2 separate regions of the Mus musculus genome follow, and region 2 is linked to region 1. A link is a loop called in an ENCODE intact Hi-C map of the cell type or tissue named here. Cell type or tissue: left cerebral cortex. All regions are shown on one strand. Each heading gives the region's core, and the rest is flanking DNA. Links, peaks and the distances in the headings are about the cores only. Region 1 holds the start of Numbl (numb-like). Region 2 holds the start of Snrpa (small nuclear ribonucleoprotein polypeptide A).

The links. A loop is a pair of places that touch in the nucleus more often than their neighbours do. Peaks named below come from ENCODE experiments on the same cell type or tissue, not always from the same donor. Only the 100,000 strongest peaks of a DNase experiment are listed, where the experiment ranks them.
Region 2: a loop joins it to region 1, with 2.7 times the contacts of the local background. A loop is called at or near these places in 2 of 42 quality-filtered maps.

What each region holds. Positions count from the first base shown.
Region 1 is chr7:27,251,554-27,261,776 of GRCm38, forward strand. Coq8b (coenzyme Q8B) reads left to right here. Exons shown (of 15, transcript NM_133770.2): 13 at 708-773; 14 at 5,059-5,145; 15 at 5,670-6,396. The coding sequence ends at 5,972. Numbl (numb-like) reads left to right here and starts at 7,208. Exons shown (of 10, transcript NM_010950.2): 1 at 7,208-7,408. The coding sequence starts at 7,385. In left cerebral cortex, for the core only: CTCF peaks have their summits at 1,141 (motif pointing left) and 4,338 (motif pointing left); DNase peaks (open chromatin) are centred at 4,355, 5,624, 5,884, 6,385 and 4 more places; H3K4me3 peaks cover 3,009 bases; H3K27ac peaks cover 3,923 bases.
Region 2 is chr7:27,191,156-27,201,378 of GRCm38, forward strand. It overlaps Snrpa (small nuclear ribonucleoprotein polypeptide A), which reads right to left and starts at 5,116. Exons shown (of 7, transcript NM_015782.3): 1 at 4,836-5,116; 2 at 4,289-4,401; 3 at 1,715-1,887; 4 at 449-625. The coding sequence starts at 4,379. It overlaps BC024978 (cDNA sequence BC024978), which reads left to right and starts at 4,626. Exons shown (of 7, transcript NM_001243888.1): 1 at 4,626-4,952; 2 at 5,751-6,211; 3 at 9,399-9,467; 4 at 9,865-9,989. The coding sequence starts at 5,859. In left cerebral cortex, for the core only: no CTCF peak of the experiment used is centred there; DNase peaks (open chromatin) are centred at 2,798, 4,653, 5,123 and 7,437; H3K4me3 peaks cover 2,375 bases; H3K27ac peaks cover 1,531 bases.

The sequences.
Region 1 (10,223 bases), core at 1,084-9,083:
CAAACCCAAGTGCTCTGAAAGACCAGCCAGTGCTCCTAGCCAGTGAATCATCTCTGCAGTTGTGAAGAAATTCATGCTCTTAGTTGCTGGCAAGTGGTAACCTTGGAGAGGGTCCTGGGAGTACACAGGCGAGGGGGAATGCTTCTGTGTGGGGTAGTAGTCGTACTTTAAGCTGATTAGTAGGATTTGTGGGTATTCATTTAATTTCTCGGATATCTCACTCTCTGGGTTATCTTATGGGCCCAAGATTTGTATTAAAGGCAAATAAGCTAGGTGTGGAGGCACCCACTTTAATCCTAGTACCCCGGAGGCAGAGGCAGCCTGGGCTATTGTAATGAAATCCGGTTTCAAAACAAAACAAAACTGAAAACAAACAAACAAAAAAACAAACAAACCCTGACAACAGAAAACTAGATCTAAAGTTCAGTCTTAAAGCACCTGCCTTGAATATACCAGTGGGTGGCCAGGGATGTGGCTCAACCACAGAGTGTTGATACAGAGTGTGTGTATCTGTACACAGAGGCTGGGGGTGTGACTCACTGACACAGTGTTTGCCTGTGATCACCAGTGAGGGTCTAGAGGTGTTGCTCAACAGCAGGGGTGGGGCTGCAGGAGAGAGGAAGAGGGAGGCGTCCTGGCTGCTCCAGTCAGCAGTGGAAATGGTAACAGCTCCCCACATTCTGTTGTTCGTCATGCGTTGTTTCCAGGTGACTCTACTGGATTTTGGTGCAAGCCGGGCGTTTGGGACAGAGTTCACGGACCATTACATTGAGGTGAGCACAAACCTGTGGCTTCTGAAGGGCTGGGGCTCAAGCCAGATAGGGAGGGCAGGGCAGGGAGGAAAAGCAAACTGGAACTAAGAAATGCAGGACTTTGAGATGGGCCACAGTAAAGCACTTGCTGCCATGCACTGAGGAGGAGGAGGAGGAGGCAGGTGAACCTGTGAGCTCCAGGCCAGACTCTAGTATAATAACAGTATTAACAACTAGCGACTCCCACCACTTAGTAATATTACAAGTACCATCTGATTGAAAGTGGCCAGGGCTGGGGCTGGAGAGATGGCTGCTCTTCCAGAGATCCTGAGTTCAATTCCCAGCAACCAATGGTGGCTCACAACCATCTTTAGAGAGAACTTGTGCCCTCTTCAGGCTTGCAGATATATATGCAGCAGAGCACTCATACATTAAATAAATAAAAATTTAAAAAGAAAACAGAAAGAAAGTGGCCATGGCCACTTGGAGCCCCATTATGGACAGGCGAGCTTAGAGACAGACTGTCCAATCCAACAGGCCTGTGAGTGGCAGGTGGTCTGGGCCACCCTGGCCAGGGCCTCGGCGTGCAGCCTGCACCTCACAGGAAGCTGGCACTCTCAGGGGATGCTCCCTCCCCGGCTTTGTCCCTCCCTTTCTCCCTCCTAAGTCAGTCAGTGGCAGCGGCTGCACAGACCAGCCCACCTGTGTCTACACAGCTTCTGTGTCTACACAGCCTCTGTGTCTGCACAGCTTGGGCTTTCCATTCATCTATCTAGTTGTCAGTCCGACATTCTCTGACTGCCCATTGGTGCCCAGCTCTCTTCTGGATGATACTAGTGACAGAGTTCAGTTTGTGTGCCACAGCAGTGGGACAGTGTCTTAGTTAAGGGTTTCCATTGCTGCAAAGAGACATGACCAAGGCAACTCTTACGCAGGCAGGCATGGTGCTGGAGAAGACTTCTACATCTTGATCCAAGGTAGCCAGGAGAAGAAACTGACTTGCAGGATGATAGGAGGAGGGTCTCATGATCGATCCACCCTCACAATGTCACACTTCCTCCCACAAGGCTACACCTCCTAATAGTGCCGCTCCCTGGGCTAAGCATACACAAACCACCACAGGCAGTAAGGGCACGGAGGACTCAGGGCTAGGCTGAGGGAATGGAAGGCATTGTAAAAATCTAGAGGAACCTGTCCCAGCTTGAGGATTCAAGGAAGGCTTTCTGGAGGAGGAGACATTGAACTGAGAGCTGAGAGATGCACAGGACCAATCAGGAAGAGGCTAAACGGATATCCAGATAAACGTATCATGGCAGGAACCACTGCTCCAAGGGCTTGGTCTATTATCATGGCAGGAAGCATGGGGCAACAGGTGTGTTTGAGCTAAATGCTGATCCACAAACAGAGACAGAGAGACAGGGCCTGGCATGGGCTTTTGACATGTCAATCCACACCCCACCCACCCCTGTGTGACGTGACATGTTTCTTCCGACAAGGTCACACCTACTCTGACAACATCTCTTAATCTTTTTTTTTTAAAGATTTACTTATTTATGTATGTGAGCACACTGTAGCTGTACAGATGGTTGTGAGCCTATGTGGTTGCTGGGAATTGGATTTAGAAACTCTGCTTGCTCTGGTCAGCCCCGCTCACTCAGTCCCTGCTCACTCCGGCCCAAAGATTTATTTATTATTATATCTAAGTGCATTGTGACTGTCTTCAGATGCACCAGAAGAGGGCATCAGGTCTCATTACGGGTGGTTGTGAGCCACCATGTGGTTGCTGGGATTTGAACTCAGGACCTTCGGAAGAGCAGTCAGTGCTCTTACCTGCTGAGCCATCTCTTAATCTTTCTAATCCTTTCGAAGAGTTCCACTCTCTGATGACCAAGCATCAAGTATATGAGCTTATGGGGGCCATTCTCAAATGACCACAGAGGGAGTTAGGAAGATCCCTTGTGCATGGTGGTGCTTCCGAGGACAAATGGTCATTTAGGGGCCAGAGAGCTGGCTCAGTGGTTAAGAGCACTTGCTGGTCATACAGAGGACCAGGGTCTTAGTCACGGTCCTCGTGCTGTGAGGAGACATCATGACTGAGGCCACTTGTAAAAGAAAGCATGTGCTGGGGTGAGTCCATGACCATGGAGGCAGGAGGATGACAGCACCCAGGTTAGCTCTGTAGCAGTAACCAAGAGCTCCTATTTGATCTCCAGGCAGGAGGCAGAGAGAGCTAGCCCAGCCTGGTGTGGGCTTTTGAAACCTCAAAGTCATGCCCCAGTAACACACTTCCTCCAACAAGACCACATCTCCTAGTCCTTCTCAAACAGTTCTACCAACTGGGGCCAAGTGTTCAGTATTCAAACATACGAGCCTGTCAGCCATGCTTTTCCAAACTGCCACACCGAACCTCAGCACCCAACGCCCATAAGGGCTCATATCCGTCAGAAAGCAGGGCACCAAGAGCCCTTCTTTGTCCTTCACACAGGGGCCTGAAGGAAACTTGTATTCTGATTAGACAGGCAGGAGTTGGGTGGAGCCAAGACATCCTGGGCCCTGCCTTGGGCCCCTCTGGAGTAGGCGTTCTCACCTCCTGAGCCCAGAGGAGCTGTGAGAAGTTACAGAGGAGCCCCCTGGAGGGAGACCCTGTAGACATAGGGCCATGGCGAAAATGGCCTTGAAGACAGGAGAAAAATGTCTGAGACAAGGCTGAAGGCTCTGGCCTGAAAACTTTTAAGAGCACCTCTAGCTGTTGATAAGGACAAAGACCCAGTGACATATAATACCATGCCCACACCCCACACTCACGCGCACATAGGACATTGAGGCACAAAGCCAAGGCCTCCACAAGTACTTGAACCGCCCTATCTCTTATCAACATTGTCTTCCCAAAACTTGGGTCACCTTAACCTCTTCTAATTAAAACAAAAACAAACAAGTTTTAGATGGATGGGATGGCCTATAATCAGAGTGCTTGGGGTGCTCAAACAGGGCAGGAGTCATAAGTTCAAGACCAGCCTGGGCTTCATATGGAGACCTGATTTATTTGTTTGCTTGTTCGTCTTTAAGTGTGTACACACATGCCCTCATGCACCGTGGGGACACATTGGGAGGTCAGGGGAAAATCTGCCGGAATCAGTGGGGCCTGAGGACCAAATTTAGGTCATCTGACTTGTCAGCACCTTTATCAGCTGAACTCCCTTTAAAAAAAGAAAAAGAAAATCAGCCCATTTCTATGGAACCCTAACAGATGCCCAGACAAGTCACAGGCAGGGGAACCTATAATAGAATTGATAGATCCGTCCCGGGCCACCTCCCAAAGGCAGTGTGGTACAGTGTGTCGGGGCTGGACAGGTTCCTTCCTCTCCCTGCTCTGAGCCTGCCTCTTCTGCACAGGGACCCTGGCACCCAGTGACAGCAAAAGTAGTCCCCAGTGCGACAGATACTTCCTTTTCAGTCACAGTGCTGAGGCCACACAGTGACCCCATGCAGAACCCATTCCACAGATGAGAAGGCAGAGGCCCAGCTACAGTTTCTCTAGAGTCTCTAAAGCCAAGGGAGCTGTGGTGCTTCAATGCCTCCCTCTGCAGGACTGGACAGGAACTGAGCTCTGCAGCAAGCATCCTGAGTGCCTTGTCTCATGGCCAGTGCCGCTGCACCCAGCTCAAAGTCCAAGGGGGAGGATGGCCCTCGGGCAACCTAGGATGCCATTCCATCCTTGTCTAGTGTCTGGAGCCATAAACAGATGTGACACTCTACTCTGGGCCACCCATGTGGCAGCTTCCAGGCAGGTCTGCATTCCCACTGGATGACAGAGCCCCTGACCATTTCCTCCTGCAGGCTCTCCAGAGGGAGATAGAGCAGGGACAGAGTAGGGGGAGGGAAGCTTCTAGGTGACAGAGTGTACCCAGGTAGAGAAAAAGGTGACCCAGGTTGGGCAAAGTATCTCCTCCCCACTTCTCTCCCTCCCCCCTCTCCTTAACAGTGTTCCTTGGTAGTCCAGGCTGGCTTTGAACTCATAATAGTGACCCTGCCTCCTGAGTACTAGGTAGGTAGATATAAGTACTGCTCTACCCTTCTGGCTAGTATTTCCTATTATCTAGGCCCTCCCTTGTAGCCTGGTGTGATGGTACAGACCCCTAAGCCTTTAAATCCGGGCTAGTGGGGGCAGGAAGATCAGGAGTTCCTGGTTATCAGCTACACAGTGAGTCCGAGATAGTGTAGGCTGTATCAGACTCTGCCCCAAAGCAAAAACCAGAACCCCAAGCCTCCCTTGACCCACGGTGGGCTTTGCCCTCTGACATTCCAGGTGGTGAAGGCTGCAGCAGATGGAGACAGAGATCGAGTTCTACAGAAATCCCAGGACCTCAAGTTCCTTACAGGCTTTGAAACCAAGGTTGGTTGCCCCTGAGCAGAAGGGAGCTGGTTTGTTTGTGGCTGTGTTTTCTTTTGGGAACAGATGAGCCGCATAGCTCTAGTAAACAACTGGAGAAAGGGTGGGGATCTGGGGGGAGGTAGAGACTTCTATCCCAGGGCAGTGAGATTACTAAATGCACTAGCTTATACTGAGGAGCCCCGGGGTGAAATGGAGGGTGCTGCCACTAAGTGGGGGAGGCACTATTTATCTATTCTAGAGATCCTGGGTTTGAGGAATAGAGGGGTTACTTGCCTGAAGAAAGCAGGGGCTCCTGGAGACAGGGGGTGCTGTGGGTAGGGGGTGACTACTTACAACTCCCAGGGGATCTTGGGCCAGTAATGCCAACCTTCCAGCACTGAGCCACGCCCCCTAGGCCCTCACTGGTGAATTCTAGGCAAGCTCTACCAGTGAGTGAGTCACGCGGCAGCCCTTGCAGCTTGCCTCTTCAGAAGTAATCAGAGGACATTATGTCCGTCTGGATGCATCTGCCATCCCCACCCTAGGCATTCTCTGACGCCCACGTCGAGGCAGTGATGATCCTGGGGGAGCCCTTTGCTGCCTCAGGCCCCTACGACTTTGGGGCTGGAGAGACTGCTCGCCGAATACAGGGCCTCATCCCGGTATTGCTTCGGCACCGGCTGCGCCCACCGCCTGAGGAGACCTATGCTCTACACCGCAAGCTAGCTGGGGCTTTCTTAGCCTGTGCCCGTCTCCACGCCCACATCGCCTGCCGGGACCTCTTCCAAGATACCTACCACCGCTACTGGGCCAGTCGCCAGACACTGCCGCTGCCAGCAGCCTCCTGACTAGGGACCTCCCTGCCGACCCCACCATGACAGATTCCATCCAGGGATACCAGCTCCACAGCAGGCAGTCCCCTCCTCCTCTTTCTTGGTCTCCAGAACCTAGTTTCTTGCCTTGGATCTTTGGGCCCCTGGAGTTAGCTCCCTGATCCTAAGTGAGCAACCTTGAATTCTGAGGCTAGGAGCCAGCAGAATCCTGCCACCATCTAAGTGAGCCTTGGGTCCACTCTCATGTGAAGGAGACGCCCCTCGGCCCCAGGTCTTCCAGGATCTGCAGGGGAGATGGTGGCTGTTGGGGGCGGTCCTCACCTTTGCCTCCCTTGCTCCTCTACCAGCTGCCTTCTTCCCGGGTTCCAGCCTGTGTATTGGAGGGTGGGGGTGGGTGCTGATCCTTTCCTCCGAATAAAGGCACCCTTTCCCTGCCCCCAGTTCTTTTCTCTCTGTGCTAAGGGGGAGGAGCTCACAGGCAGCTCCAGGTGCAGATGGCCAGACCCCCCACCCCACCCCCTTGTCTAGGGCCATCTGTTGCAGGGAACCTCCTCCGCCCCCCCCCCCACGTGCTGACCACCTGCTCCAAGGGCTGTGGCAGCTGAGAAGTACCCTTCTATCACATACTCGCCCCCCCCCCCACCCCCCAGCTTCAGGCTCCCTCCTGTTCCTGACAACCTCGCCTTTGCTAATGGGCCCTAATGCCCCTAACAGCTGCTCTGCCAAACCTACAGGACAGGGGTAGGGGTGCAGCTGAGTCCAGAACTAGGACCTGGTCTAACCCAATGCCCACTTCTCGCAAGCCAGAGTGATCTCCCTCCAGGACTCCAGGGTCTGTTTCTTTTCCTTCCCCTCCTCTCCCCTCCCCTCGCCTGCAAAAAGTGCCTCGTCACCGCTTCTGCCCGCCCCCGCCGGGCTGGGAGAACCGTGGGGTTAAGCAAGATTTGAGGACGAGGCGCCTCCCAAAGCAATTCTTCAGAAGCAGAACCATAGGGGATCTGAGGTCAGGGGTTATGGAAGCAAATAGAACCTGCGCCTCAACCTGAGAGGCACTCCTCTAGGGATGCGTGCAGGTTCCCGCAAGGCCAGACCAAGGGGCGGGGCGGGCCGGCCTTTGCTTGGGAGGAGACCCGGTAGTGTTTATGTGGGGGCGTGGTCTGCGGGAGGGCGGGGTTATCTTTTGCATATACAGCAGGCGGCGGGCCAATGGGCGGGGTCGGGGCGGGGCGCCGAGGGAGGGATGCTCCCCCGCCCCCGGAACGGAATCCTCCCGGGAGCCGAGCTGGCTCGCGCGCTTGCATCCCGCACCAGCCGCCGGCCCCGGGCCGGGCCCGCGTCAGACCGAGCCGCCGCCACCACAGCAGCAGCAGCACTCGGGAAGCCGGGCCCAACCGGGGCCGCGGGAGGCGGGGGCGCCCGGGCCCTGGATGTCCCGCAGCGCGGCGGCCAGCGTGAGAAGGGCGGGCTCGGGGGGCTCGGGCCGGGGGCGGCGCCGCTGCTGATGTGGCGAAGGGTGGGAGGCGGCAGCAGCGCCCGGATGGAGAGAAGATGCCAAGGCTGGAAAGGGTGGTCCTGGGTGGGGGTCCGGGAACAGGTTCCTGGCAATCCCAAACCTGCCAGACTGGGGTCTGGTCCAGCACAGGCCATCTCTGCGAAGGCCCTGAAAATAGGGATCCTGGAATACAGATTCCCCCCAAATCATGGACAGGGCTACATAAATTCTAGGTAAAACTCCCTGGGCAAGGTTTGGCGTTCAGGGTCCGGATACGGTCCCCTTTATCAAGCTGAGGCCTTAACTGAGCCGATTCCAGACAAAATCAGTACTCTTCCCTGCTAGAGGGTTTCTTTGAGCACAACAGCCCCCTGGGCGATGTCTTGAAGATGAAGTCCCTGGATAGAGCTGCCAAGGCTAAGGCTCTGGGGGATGGGGGGGCGGTTTCCAAGTACTGTCTACTCCCTGGGGTCCTGGATCCAGCCTGTCCCCCCAAGCCCTTGGGCGGTGTCCCAGGCAAATCCCCTTCTCAGAACAAGGTCTCTGTGTCTGAAACTCCACCCCAGCGTGAATAAAATAAGGAGAATTTCAGGCATTCCCCTACCCCACCTCCACCCCATGCTTAGTCAGGGGTCTCAAGACATTGGTCTCCTAGGCCACCCCTTTTGTCCCTAGGGCTGCTCAGCGTCTAAGAGAGGCCCCACCCGGAGACAATGCTCAGCTTTCCCTTGCCCCCCAGGCTCCAGGATTCAGCCTGGGCTGGGGGCGGCTCCCCAGAGACGGGTGGAAACCTGTCTGTAGCCTCTGTGGTGACCAGCGGCTTTGTGTGGTTGTGTGTGTGTGTGTGTGTGTGTGTGTGTGTGTAAGGGTTGGGGATGTGGCTAGAAGTGTGATCTGGTGTTTGTGTGACTGTAGCTGTGTGTGTGCTTGCATTACAGCTGGCAAGGATGAGGTATCCTGCGTTGTCTGCCTGCATGCTTGTGGTTGGATGTGGTGATGTCTGGTGTGTGTGTGTGTGTGTGTGTGTGTGTGACCGTGGATGTGATGGCAGCCGTTCACTGTTCAGACTCCTGTACTTTTTAGACTGTGTTTAAATAGATATGCATATGTCTTTTTGTGAGACCCTGTGTGTATGTACCTTGGTATGTGTCAACATCTGTGTTGGGTTTGAGGTTGGACTTCTGTGTGGCTGACTGAAGATGTGGGTGGAGCTGTAACTGTGTGTAAGTAGAATTGTGACTCTGACCATGTGTGACACAATGTTGTGCTTATGTCTGATTTTTGTACTGTGTTCATTGCGACTCTGGGTGTGCGACTGCCATTGTATTTGAAGTCACATCGTGCCTGTGGGGCTGGACCTCTGGGAAGGCAGTGTATATGACGGTGGTTGTGTGTTCCTTGCCATGTCTGTGTATGTGACTGGGGTTGCATAAGTGACTGTCCACCTAGCCGTGTGACACCGAGTGTGCACTACAGCCTCCTGTGTGTGATTTGAGTTGCGAATCTGACTTCTCTGAAACTCTAGTCTATTACAAAAGATTAATTGTGTGGGACTCAAGCTGTGGATGTTGCCTGTGTGCCAGGGGTGTGTATGGGATTGGCTTCTATTTCCTCTGTGTGTATGTGTGACCCACTTACCTGTTACCCTGGGTGACTCCATGCTGGTGTCCTAGACTGTGAAAGTGTGTGTGCATATGTGCCTATGTGATCTGGTGATGTCATGACTGTGCACATGGCCATGTCTGGGACCATATTTTCCTCTATAAGCAGTATAATGCTGTAAATGCTGCGTGTGGGCCATTCCGTTTATGCGTATACCCAACTGTGTACTTCTGGTGTGGGGAACTGAACGGTGTGTGTTAAGTGTCTATGGGTGAGGTTTTGAGTATTAGTGAGGCTGTGACTTTGTATATCTGTCCACGTGCCATGCTAGTGACTGATTACATGTGGCCACATTCTTGTCTATGTGACGTGAATCCTCATGGAGACTGTTTATCTGTGATAGGGTGACGTGGTAGTGCTGTGTGTGGGACACCAACGTGACAGATGGCCGGGCACCGTGGGCACTGATGCTGAGTGACGGCATACACAACTGTTTCTGGAATGTATGTGACAGTCTGAGGGCAGCCATCCTTGCTCCTCTCCCCTCCCCACTCCCCTCTTTGGCTGCTTGCATGCTATGTCTGTAATGCTCAGGCTGTGGCCATCAGCATCTGTACTGTGTAGCTGTGTATAAAGACTAGTGTATACACAAGAGTGGCTGTCACAGAGGACTATGTAATGGATATAATGACCAAATGTGTGTCACTAGTATTATGTGACGCTGAAAGTATGGCATCCAAAAAGGTGTGTTGGTGTGGCTGCCACTGTCTGAGGTTGAGTGGTCCTTGTGTATGCTGGGATGGGAGGTAGGGGTGCTTATTAAGACCAGTGTGTGCCTCAGTCCAGGTAGGCATGGGGGCATATGCAGATGACACTGTGTCACTGTGTGACCAAATCGGTGACCACTCTGGATGTGTTTCTGCTAGTGTGGCTGCCTGAGGAGACACAGCTGTCATGAAGTATAGCTGGACATGTATCAGCCTTTTGTGTGTGCCTGGCCCAAGTCATTGTACATAGTTAAGAAAATGAGTGAACAATATCAGCTGTTGGTATGTGTAGGTGTATCTGGTGGGCTGGGACGCACTACAAGCATGTGGGCAGATGGCCATCATAGAACTGTTTATGTCGGTGAACACGACGAACATGAAGGGGCCAAATGTTTAGTGGCAGTT
Region 2 (10,223 bases), core at 1,295-9,294, 60 kb before region 1:
CATTTATTTACTTCTGTAGTAATAGCTTAGCTTACTGCAGGGAAACAACTAACTCTTCATTCCTTCTCCTGCTCATAGTACTGCGGATTGGATGTACAGTCTCCCACAGGCTACGTCAATTTTTGTAGTTTATAATCCATTAGTCTCTCTAAATGAAATTTGCCTATTTCCAATAGTAGGCTGGTAAATTTTTACTTTCTATAAAGACATGGACTTAGCATGAGCATGCACAAACATGAACTCGCAAACACACACACACTGAAGTAAAGATACACAAAACCAAACCAAACTCAAAAAAGAAAATTAGGAGACAGACCTTCCCAACACTCCAGGGTACGCAGGAGAGAGAGAGGCCTGCTCCATCCATCTGGCTCCCCCAACAATGGGACAATCCCCTCACTCTACCCCACACAAAGCCATGTGGGACACTTTTCTGCACCCTGCTTACCGGTACGGGCTGGACAGCCCCCACCACGGGCGCAGCTGCCCCACCCTGAACAGCCTTTTTGGCAGCAGGTGTCTCCTGACTCTTGGGCTTCCTCTTCTCTCGTTTGCGATCTCTCTCCACATAGGTGCCCTTCATCTTGGCAATGATGTCCGAGTCAGTCTTTGCGTACTGGATGCGCTACCAATCAAGAGCAAAAAGGCCCAGGGCATGTAAATCAGGGAAAACTGCTAGCGTTCAAAATGAGACATCAAAGGAGCTTGCTAAGAAAAATCAGAGACTGATTGGTGACAACTTCCTTGTCTGTAAAATGGGGATATTTTCCACTTGGCCAGATTATTGTAGAAACTTATTGGAAGCAGCAATAGCTGGACTATAGGAAGCAGCTGTAACTGTAAGCTAGAATAGGCGCTTACAAGCTCTCCTAGGAAGAACCCAGAACACATGCTCAGACACATACTTAAACATTTTGAGACAGGGTCTCACCATATAGCTCTGGCCTGAGGTCCCAGGAATGTTACAAAGTAAACCTTTCAAATACAATGGTCAGGAAAAGTGGAAAAACAAAAGGAAGGGGTGAGAATCCTGTGGACACTGAGCATCCACCTAGCAAGAGAACAGCCAGAAAGTGAAGGGATGAGAAAGCTGGGCCTGGGATCCTAGACTGCACTTCTGCCTAGCTGTGCTGAGGATTAGAGGAGCGAGGAGGCAAGGTCACATGGACAAGGGGGACCCTTTGTGCTATTCTAGGAAGCTGTAAGGAGGGACGAGCACTCTCAGAAGAAGCTGTGCTGCGGAGACAGGGCTGGGTGTGTGGAGGAGCACTTGGGGGTGAGGGACAAGCAAGCAGAGGCGTGGTTAGAACAAGGCTTCAGTGGAGGTGGGCAGTCCAGGCAACAGCTACAGTGATAGAATGTCTGTAGGTACGGAAGACAAGTGCTGCTCAGAATCCGTTCTTCACTTGGGTTCCACCATAGTTCTGTGGTGTTTTAGGCAGGTTCCAACTCTGCAGTCCAGGTTGGGTTGAAACTCTTGGCAATCCTCCTGCCTCAGCCTCATAAGCCACCACACTCAGATACTCGATCAGTCTGTGACCCCACAGCCCCCGTATAAGGAACACAGGATGAAAGGAACAACAAAAAAAAGTAGCATCCTTAGGGACCAGCATAGGCCACAGGAGGCCCATAGCCACCCAGTCTCCTCCCACACAAACACATCAGCCTATACACATGCACACAAACACACAAACTTCACGCTCAAGACACTCACCATGGGCTTGTCGTAGAAAGGGAAGCCCTGCATGGAGCGCAGGGCATTGGTGGCGCTGGTGACCTCCTTGAAGATGACGAAGGCCTGGCCCCTCATCTTCATGATCCGAGACACCAGGATATCCAGGATCTGGCCAAACTGGGAGAAGATGGCATACAGGGACTTCTTGAGCTCTGCATTTAGGGAAGACAAGACACACTGTGACAAATGGCTGGACACTGTGTCCTGGTACTTGCACTATCCTCAGAGGTGGACCAGCCAGGCATGGTGGCGCACACCTTTAATCCCAGCACTTGCAAGGCAGAGGCAGTAAGATCCCTGAGAATCTGAGGCCAGTCTGGTCTACAAACCAAGTCCTGGACAGCCAGGATTGGCTACACTGAGAAACCCTGGCTGGGGATTGGGGGGGTGTGGGGGCGGGGGAGAGAAAAACGAAAAAAAAAAAATCACAAAACCAAAATGTCAGCCCAAATAAGGGGCCACCAGCCAATTGACTGAATACCCAGAAATGCTACATCTCAAAGCCCACAGTAACAGAAACAGCCAATAGCCACTCAAATGGACATGTCTACGTCCTACAAGACGTGGGCAGCTATAATACCTACTACAAACTTGCTGTTCAAATAACAAACACTTCTTTTCACTCTTAAGCTAACCTTCCAGGCCTTTAAGCCTGACATGCCATCGATTCCTTCCTTCCTTCACTTGTTTATTCAAGGTAGGATCCCATTCTATAGCCTGAAACTGTCAACAATTCTCCTGTCTCAGTCTGACTCACAAGCACGGCCTCCTAGTGTCCGCCACACCTCAGCCGTTGTACTCTTCACTGAATGCCCTTCTCCTGACATCTCCATGACTGCCCCTCTAGCCACTTAAGTCTCAGCATAAATCTGCAGCCTCCCTGCAGGAAGCTCTCTCCAACTTCACTGTCCAGATGTCCCCTTATGGCCCTCTTCTTACCCTGTCTCCTGCTGACATCACAAGTCCACTTACCGACCACCACTAACAGCTACAAGCCTGTCAGTTGGACATGCTGGCCCCACCCGAGAATCCCAACCCTCAGGAGCCTGAGGCAGGAGCACCAGGTACCTGAAGTCAATCACAGTGGGACCTGGGAAGTCAGGCTTACAGGCAAGCATGCGTACCAGCTGAGTCATTTCCCAGTCCTCCCACGACACTTTTCTCCAGTTGGTCATAAGAACCAGTATTTACCCTTCCTTAACTTCTGAATTACTTCCACAAAGCAATGCACCAAGGGGCCAGTGCAAGGGCAGTAGAGCATCCATCCACTTCACAAGCCTTCACGACCTGAATATGATCTCAGGAACTCAACAGCTGAAAGACAAAGGCTTCTCTAGAGGGGTCCTGACCACCCTCATGCATCCATTTATAGATGCACACAAAATAAATACATAAAAATAGTCATTTGTGTTTACTTTTTTAAAAATGTGTGCCGGGATTCAGTCTTTGCAGAAACTTTCTAACTATGGGCCTTACTTCCAGACAAGAACTGAATTATTTGGTAGGGATTTCTATTTAAAAAGAATCTTAAAAAAAAAAAATTTTATGTGTGGATTTTTTTTTTTTTTTTTTTGCCTGCAGAAGCCAGAGGAGGATGTCGTATCCCCTGGAACTGGAGACACACACAGTTACGAACCTCCCTGGAGGCAAGGAATCAAAACCAGATCCTCTGTTAGATCAGGCAGCATTCTTTAACCACAGAGCTCTCTCCAGGCCATGCTGATTTTCTTAGTTGCTGAGATTTGAACCCAGATCCTTACTCCTGCTAGGCAAGACTAACACTAGCTACATTCCTCAAACCTTTTGGACACTGGGTCTTGCTATGTCGCCTCAGCTGGTCTGGAACTCAAGCTCCTCCTGCCTCAGTCTCCTGAGTACTGGGATTACAGCCCTGTACCTCCACACCCTAAAAGAAACCGTTTGTCTTTGGTTTCTTTTTTATCTGCTTTGGCCATGTTGTCCCAAATGGTTTCAAACTTTCACTCTTCCTGAAGAACAGAATTACAGCCTCTGCCAACCAGCCCAGTCTAAGAATCTGCTTAAGCAGAACCCCACATTTCTGTCTCATTTTTCTTGCTATTTGATCCCAGGCAAGTTATGCCACCCAAATTCCAACTACTTAATCTGAGAGGCTTGTGAGAATTAAAGACAGTCAAGACTTAGAACGCGGCACAATCACCCACATCACAAAGCCATCCATTGCCCATCCCTCCTGTGTGTCATCTGCATTGTAGTCAATCACTGAGGCCACCACCCAGAGGTCAGTGGACAGAGACAGTCTCATGAAAGCAGACTGATGGCAAGAACGATCCTGGAAGGCTTCAAAGGAAGAAGGGACCTATGAGCTAAAACCTGGAAGATCACTAACAATGCGCAGATTAAAGGGCAGAGTGTAAAACCTAGGGTGAAACCAAGGAACCAGTAGGTACAAAGGCCAAAGTTAACTCCTAACAGACAGAATGGGGAAGGCTGAAAAAGAAATGTGGATGCTAGAGGTGAAAAGGGGTCAACTCTTGTGATATCACCTTGAGTCAGGCTACCCCAAGAACTCACCATCCTTCTTGATCTTCTCATTGAGATTGTTGATATAAATAGTGTGGTTGGCACGGGTCTCGGGAACTGGCATGGTGGCTATGGTGGCCATGGTGTGAGATGTTCAGGTACGGCTTAAAGAGGAGGAAAAAGCGACTTTAGCCCTAAGTTTCCCAAATTCTTTGTTCCAAAGGGCTGATGCTCAGGGATCGCCCTTCCAAGAGGAAGTCGAGTAAGACCGGAATTGGAAGAGGATGTCACAGCTTAGCAACAAAGCCAGCACAGGCCCCCGCTTCTCCAACCCGCGTGCTAAGGGAGAGCTAGAGAGGTTAACTACGAATCCCAGAATGCTCTACGAGTCCCGGCAGGCGGAGCACACCGAGCGGCGCTTCCCATTAGTCCACGTGCGCGAAAGGCGTCCCGGGAGGAAAAAAGACCCCGGATGTCGGAGCCAGTTAAGAAAGTAGGGGCCGACTTGGAACATCCTAGTCTCTCAAAGAGAGGCCTCCCGAAGTGCTCCACCCGCCTCCCCGGCGCCGAGCAGCGTCTACAACCCGCGGGAACCCACCACCTGAGCCGTCGCTCCCGCCGACAACGCCCGCCGAGCTACGCTGCACAGACACACAACTATCTTCCCCGGCAACGGCTTCTCCCTTCCGCGAGCTAATCACGGCGGGCAAACTCGGTAAGTTCAGAGTCTCTCCCCCGGCCTCAGCGTCTGCCAAAGGAACACTTGGGGTCCCGCCCCCTGGACGCGAGGGAACGGACCAATCAAAGAAGGGCACGAGCTTCTGGCCAATTGGGACATGGTTAGAGCTCTGGTGCATTCTAAGACTGCCTTTCGGAAGCCACACCTCTTCCCCTTCCGCCAGTATCACGTGACCTTCAAGAGCGTTGTGCTGGTTGCGAGTTCTATCACGTGGGATGGGAAAGGACAGGTGGAGGCTGGCCGGGTGACGTCATTTCCTCCTGGGGAGGCGCTTGTGCAGATTCCTAAGTTCCTAAATTGATAGGTTTATACCAACTTAGTTGGCCTTTGATCGCTGAGTTGCTGCGACTCTCATACTTCCCCGCTAAGCCCATGACCCGCCCACCATTAGGCTGTTTTCTCACCCACGTGCCTTTTTTGTAACCTCTTAACCCTAGCTCGTAAAGTCAAGGTTTCAAACTCAGGCCCGCAATGCAAAAAGTAGGCAAGTCACATCCTTTAGACACCTCACAACAGATCTGAACCTCCGAATAACAGAAGTGACCAAAACTAGCTTAGCTACAGCAGATGAGATGACACCTACAAAATGTCCCTTCTAATGTAGCCCCAGCCCCATAGCACAGACCACCCTTCGGGATCCTTCAGCATTTGATTTAGCCCAGTTTCTCTTTCCACTGTTTCAAATACTAGCCCAGGTTCTCCCAGAACAACTGGCCAGACACCATATTCTGCTATCAACTCCAGTTTTAATTTTTTTTTTTTTTTTTTTTACAGATCTCAATGTGCAGGCCTGAATATCTCTCATCCAGTTCCTTTAAAAACTGAAAATCTCCATCCTTGGGAGATTTGGGGAGAGCCTCTTATTCTTCCTGTAGACCCCAAATGACTTCTCCATGCTCTTTCCCCCTAAAACCCACAATCTCTCCAATAATTCATGAGACCCCAGACACCAACATTCCACCTCCTTTACCTCTAAATCCCCCGGACCTAGCTTTACCATCCCCTCCTTGTAGTCTCCATACATCTATTTCATCCCCACTGCCGCCCCCTCCCCCCCCTCCTGCTCCTCCCCCTCCCCCTCCCCCTCCCCCTCTACCCTCTGCTGTGGAGCCTGTTCTCCCTCATGTCTATGGCCTGAAGAACAGCCAGCTCCTGAAGGAGGCCTTAGAGAAGGCTGGCCCAGCCCCCAAAGGCAAAGAGGATGTGAAGAGGCTCCTGAAGCTGCACAAGGACCGGTAGGGTCTCCAGCCCCCAAAACCAGCCCAGATCTCAGACAATCACCTGATTACAAGTCACCACAGCCACCCTGCTCTTTGCGGTCCCACTTCCTTGATCTCAAACAGCCAGATGCCTTAAGTACCCTACTTAGTTAGCTTCCAGCAATAGAGAGAACAGCTTCTGCTCGGGCCTGGCTTTGACACAGAAGCCAGTGGTTCTGTGCCTCCAGACAGTGACTCCAGAGTAGCCAGAGTTGTGATAATGGAGCCCAAGGACAGATCTCAGTGTTGGCTTCTAGAATCGAAGCAGCTACAAATGCTAGTGAGCACGTTATGCAGGCCAGTGCCATGAAAGCAGACAGTACCGAGCAGATCTACAGTAAAGACTTTTTAAAGAACTGGCAAAGTGGAGCTGGAAACACAGGGTCAGCAGCAGCGGACGTGGAGTTGGATGGAGGGATTTGGACTGTCCTGAGGTCTGGTGAGCCAGGGAATGACTTCGCTGAGAGAGGAAAGCTACTTTAGAGAATGAAGGTCATGAATCGAGTCCAAGGTCTCAGGAAGAGAGTAGTGCACACAGGGACACGCACAATAAGGGAAGAGACTAGAAAAGAGACCACAGGCCCTTGTCCAGATTGATAAAGAAACTCCTAGTTCCTGACATAGTGGCAACATGCCTGTAATCCCAGAGCTCAGGAAGCCAAGCAGGAGATGAGGGAAGGCCAGCCTGAGCTACATAGTGAGACCCTGACTAGGAAGGAAGGAAGGAAGGAAGGAAGGAAGGAAGGAAGGAAGGAAGGAAGGAAGGAAAGAGGCTCTTACGCTCTCTAACCACATTTGTAAGGTACACACACCAAGTACTCCAGCCACCATCATCAAAATTAAATGCAGAAAACCTGTCACACCACAAAAGTAGTTTGTGTTAGACACTACTCTGAAGGAGTTGTTCACTTTGCTTTATTTTTTGGTCTGTTTTTGTTTTGTTTTGTTTGTTTGTTTGTTTGTTTGTTTGAGAAAGGACCCATGTAGCCCAGGCTGACCTCAAACTTGCTATGTAGCTGAGAATACCTTGTTCTTTCTTCCTCCACATCAGATTATAGGTATACACTGCCAGCACTAGAAATGGTGGTATGAAACAGAGTCTCTCTGTGTAGCTCAAGCTGGCCTGAAACTTGTGGCAGTCTTGCTTCTGCTTCCAAAGTGCTGATACTTCAGGCATGAATCACTGTGGTTGGCTGACTTTTTAGATATTTGTTGTTCTCAGCAACTTCCTAGGAGAGGAACTGCTACTTTCCTGCTGAGGAAGTCCTGGATGAGAAATCTAGGACTCTTAGAAGGATAGAAAGATGACCCTAGTTAGAAGCTCTTGCTGCTCTTACAGAGAATATGAATTGGGTCCCCAGCAACCACATAATGTGGCTTAAAGCCATAGCACCAGCTCTGAAGGATCCAGCATGTCTGGCCTCCGTGGGTCCCAATGACGAAAGCTGAAGGTCCCGCTCAGCCACTTTACAAAGGGACAGGTCTCCATTTGAACTCCAGGTGCCTCTAAGCACCCTGCTGTGGTCTGGAGTTCTCTTAAACTGAGAACCTGGAGCTTTGTGTATCCATCACGTGCGCGAGCATCCCCATCACCACCCCTGGCTTGCCTTCTCACCGTCCTTGGAATAGACAAAACAGGCATGTGGCCTGAGGGACCCGTGTTGAGGCTTGGTCTGTTGCTATGTATTGTAATGCTGAATTCTGTACAAAGGCCAATGAGTGAATTCTCAAATTTAGCAGTTCTTGTTGTGCAAACCTTGCTCCCTAATTTAAAACTGTTGAGATTTTTGCGAGACAGGGTTTCTCTGTGTAGCCCTGGCTGTCCTGGAACTCACTTTGTAGACCAGGCTGGCCTCAAACTCAGAAATCCGCCTGCCTCTGCCTCCCAAGTGCTGGGATTAAAGGCGTGCGCCACCACGCCCGGCTTGCCTGTCTCTATGTATACTGGAGAATAAAGATGCCTGCGGCCTATAACAGGGCAGAAGAGAGATAGATGAGGTTTTGGTTCCCAGGCTTGGGGTCCGAGGCAGGAACCATAAGGAGGAAGAAGATGGTGGAGAGAGGAGAAGACGCCTTAGCGTAGGTGAATCATGAAAACATGGCCATGAGGGCTGGTCAGTTTGAGTTAAGAGCTGCCCTGATGGGACATGGTAAGATATACCTCAGGGTTATTGATATGGAAGTAGACATTAATAGCTAAGAAGGTGGCTGTCTGCGCGGCTCTAGTGCTGATTAAGGCTTACTATTAATATAAAAGTTCTGTGTCTTTTATCTGGGAACTGAATGATCTAAGGTGGGGTAGATAAATAATTGCTACAACAGACTGAGGTCACTGAGACCATGTGGCTGCCTCAGTAGGCCTACTCAGATTCATTAAGGTGATCTCTTGGGCCTTAAGTATATTCCCACCTGGATTACTCAGGCTGAGTTAAAGCTATTTATTGTGTGTCTGGATGTGGGCGTGTGTGTGCGTGTGTGTGTGTGTGTGTGTGTGTGTGTGTGTGTGTGTGTGTGTGTCTCCTTCCAACATGTGGGCCTGAGGAGCTGAACTCAGGTTGTCAGGTTTAGCAGCAGCAGGCACTTTTATCCACTGAGCCATTAAGCCGTTACCCATTATATCTGATGGGGAGAGTAACCAGGAAGCACACCTTTAATCTCCAAACTGGGGAAACTAAGGCAGAAAAGTTGCCACTGGTTGGATGCTAGCCTAGGCTACATTTGGGGAAAATGTCTACCAAATAAAAAAGGAGGAGAAGGAGGGGGAGGGGGTGGGGGAAAGAGGAAGGGGAAGAAGAGAGAGAGAGAGAGAGAGAGAGAAGAAAGAAAGAAAAAGAAAACAAAACATTTGAGTATAAAACCTGCCACCTTCTAGATATTTCTTCAGAGAAATCGCTATGACTCCTGGGTGTATAGGTTCTTTGTCTGCTCTTTGTCTTTCGAGACCTGACAGGAGCTGCAGGAAACATCCAAAATGGTGATTTCCCACACACACACCAGAGGAGGAAACTGAGGCTTGCAGAGGCGATGTGGGGGGTACAGCCTCAACAGGGGAGAATGAAGTGAGCTACCCAGACAGGAGTAGCCCTGAGTTAGGACAGCTCAGTCTCCAGGGGGTGGTCTCAGAGCTGTTCCCTTGTGACTTACCCTGGTTGCTCTCCCTCAGGTTTCGAAGTGACCTGCAGTGGATCCTCTTTTGTGCTGACCTGCCATCATGCATCCAGGAAGGCCCTCAGTAAGAACCCTTCGCTTGGATTCGAGAGGGCCCTCCCACAGGCCAAGCTGCACTGTGGGACACGTACCCCCACGCTGTAGGCATCCTGGGAGGGGAGAAAAATATCTGCAGGGTATTTTCCACATCAGGATCTCTCTCCCTCTCTCCCTCTCTCCCTCTCCCCCTCTCCCCCTCTCCCCCTCTCCCCCTCTCCCTCCGTGTGTGTGTGTGTGTGTGTGTGTGTGTGTGTGTGTGTGTGTGTGTATCCATTTTGTGTTCCCCAGGTTCCTAGGTTTAACTCCCACCTACCAGCCTCTTCTCCCCACCTGGCATGGGAGGGGAGGCAAGTCATACTTTGCCCCTCTTCTGGGGATCAGTAAATACAAAGGACATGCTACAGACTGGGCTATCTCCCCAGGTGTGGACTGGTGGCCTTGTGGATGGCAGAAGCTCTTCTGTCAACACCTGACAGCGTCTCTCTGGAAAGACTAGTGCAGGTGGCCAAGGAGAGAGGCTACACCGCACAGGGAGAAATGTTCTCAGGTGGGTTGGCTGGGAAATCCCTCAAGCCCTAAGTTCCATTGGTTCTTCTCTAGGGGGACAAAAGAGGCCAGCTGAGGCACTCAAGGTGGGTGAGGAGGTCTCATTGCCATGTCCTGGCCTACCCCTTACTGTAGTAGACTACAGATGTTACCAGGACACGTCAATCCAGACTGCCTGAGTCCTAAACTCGGCTCTCTCACCATCTCTACAGTTTGTTGTGTGTCAGACCCGGAC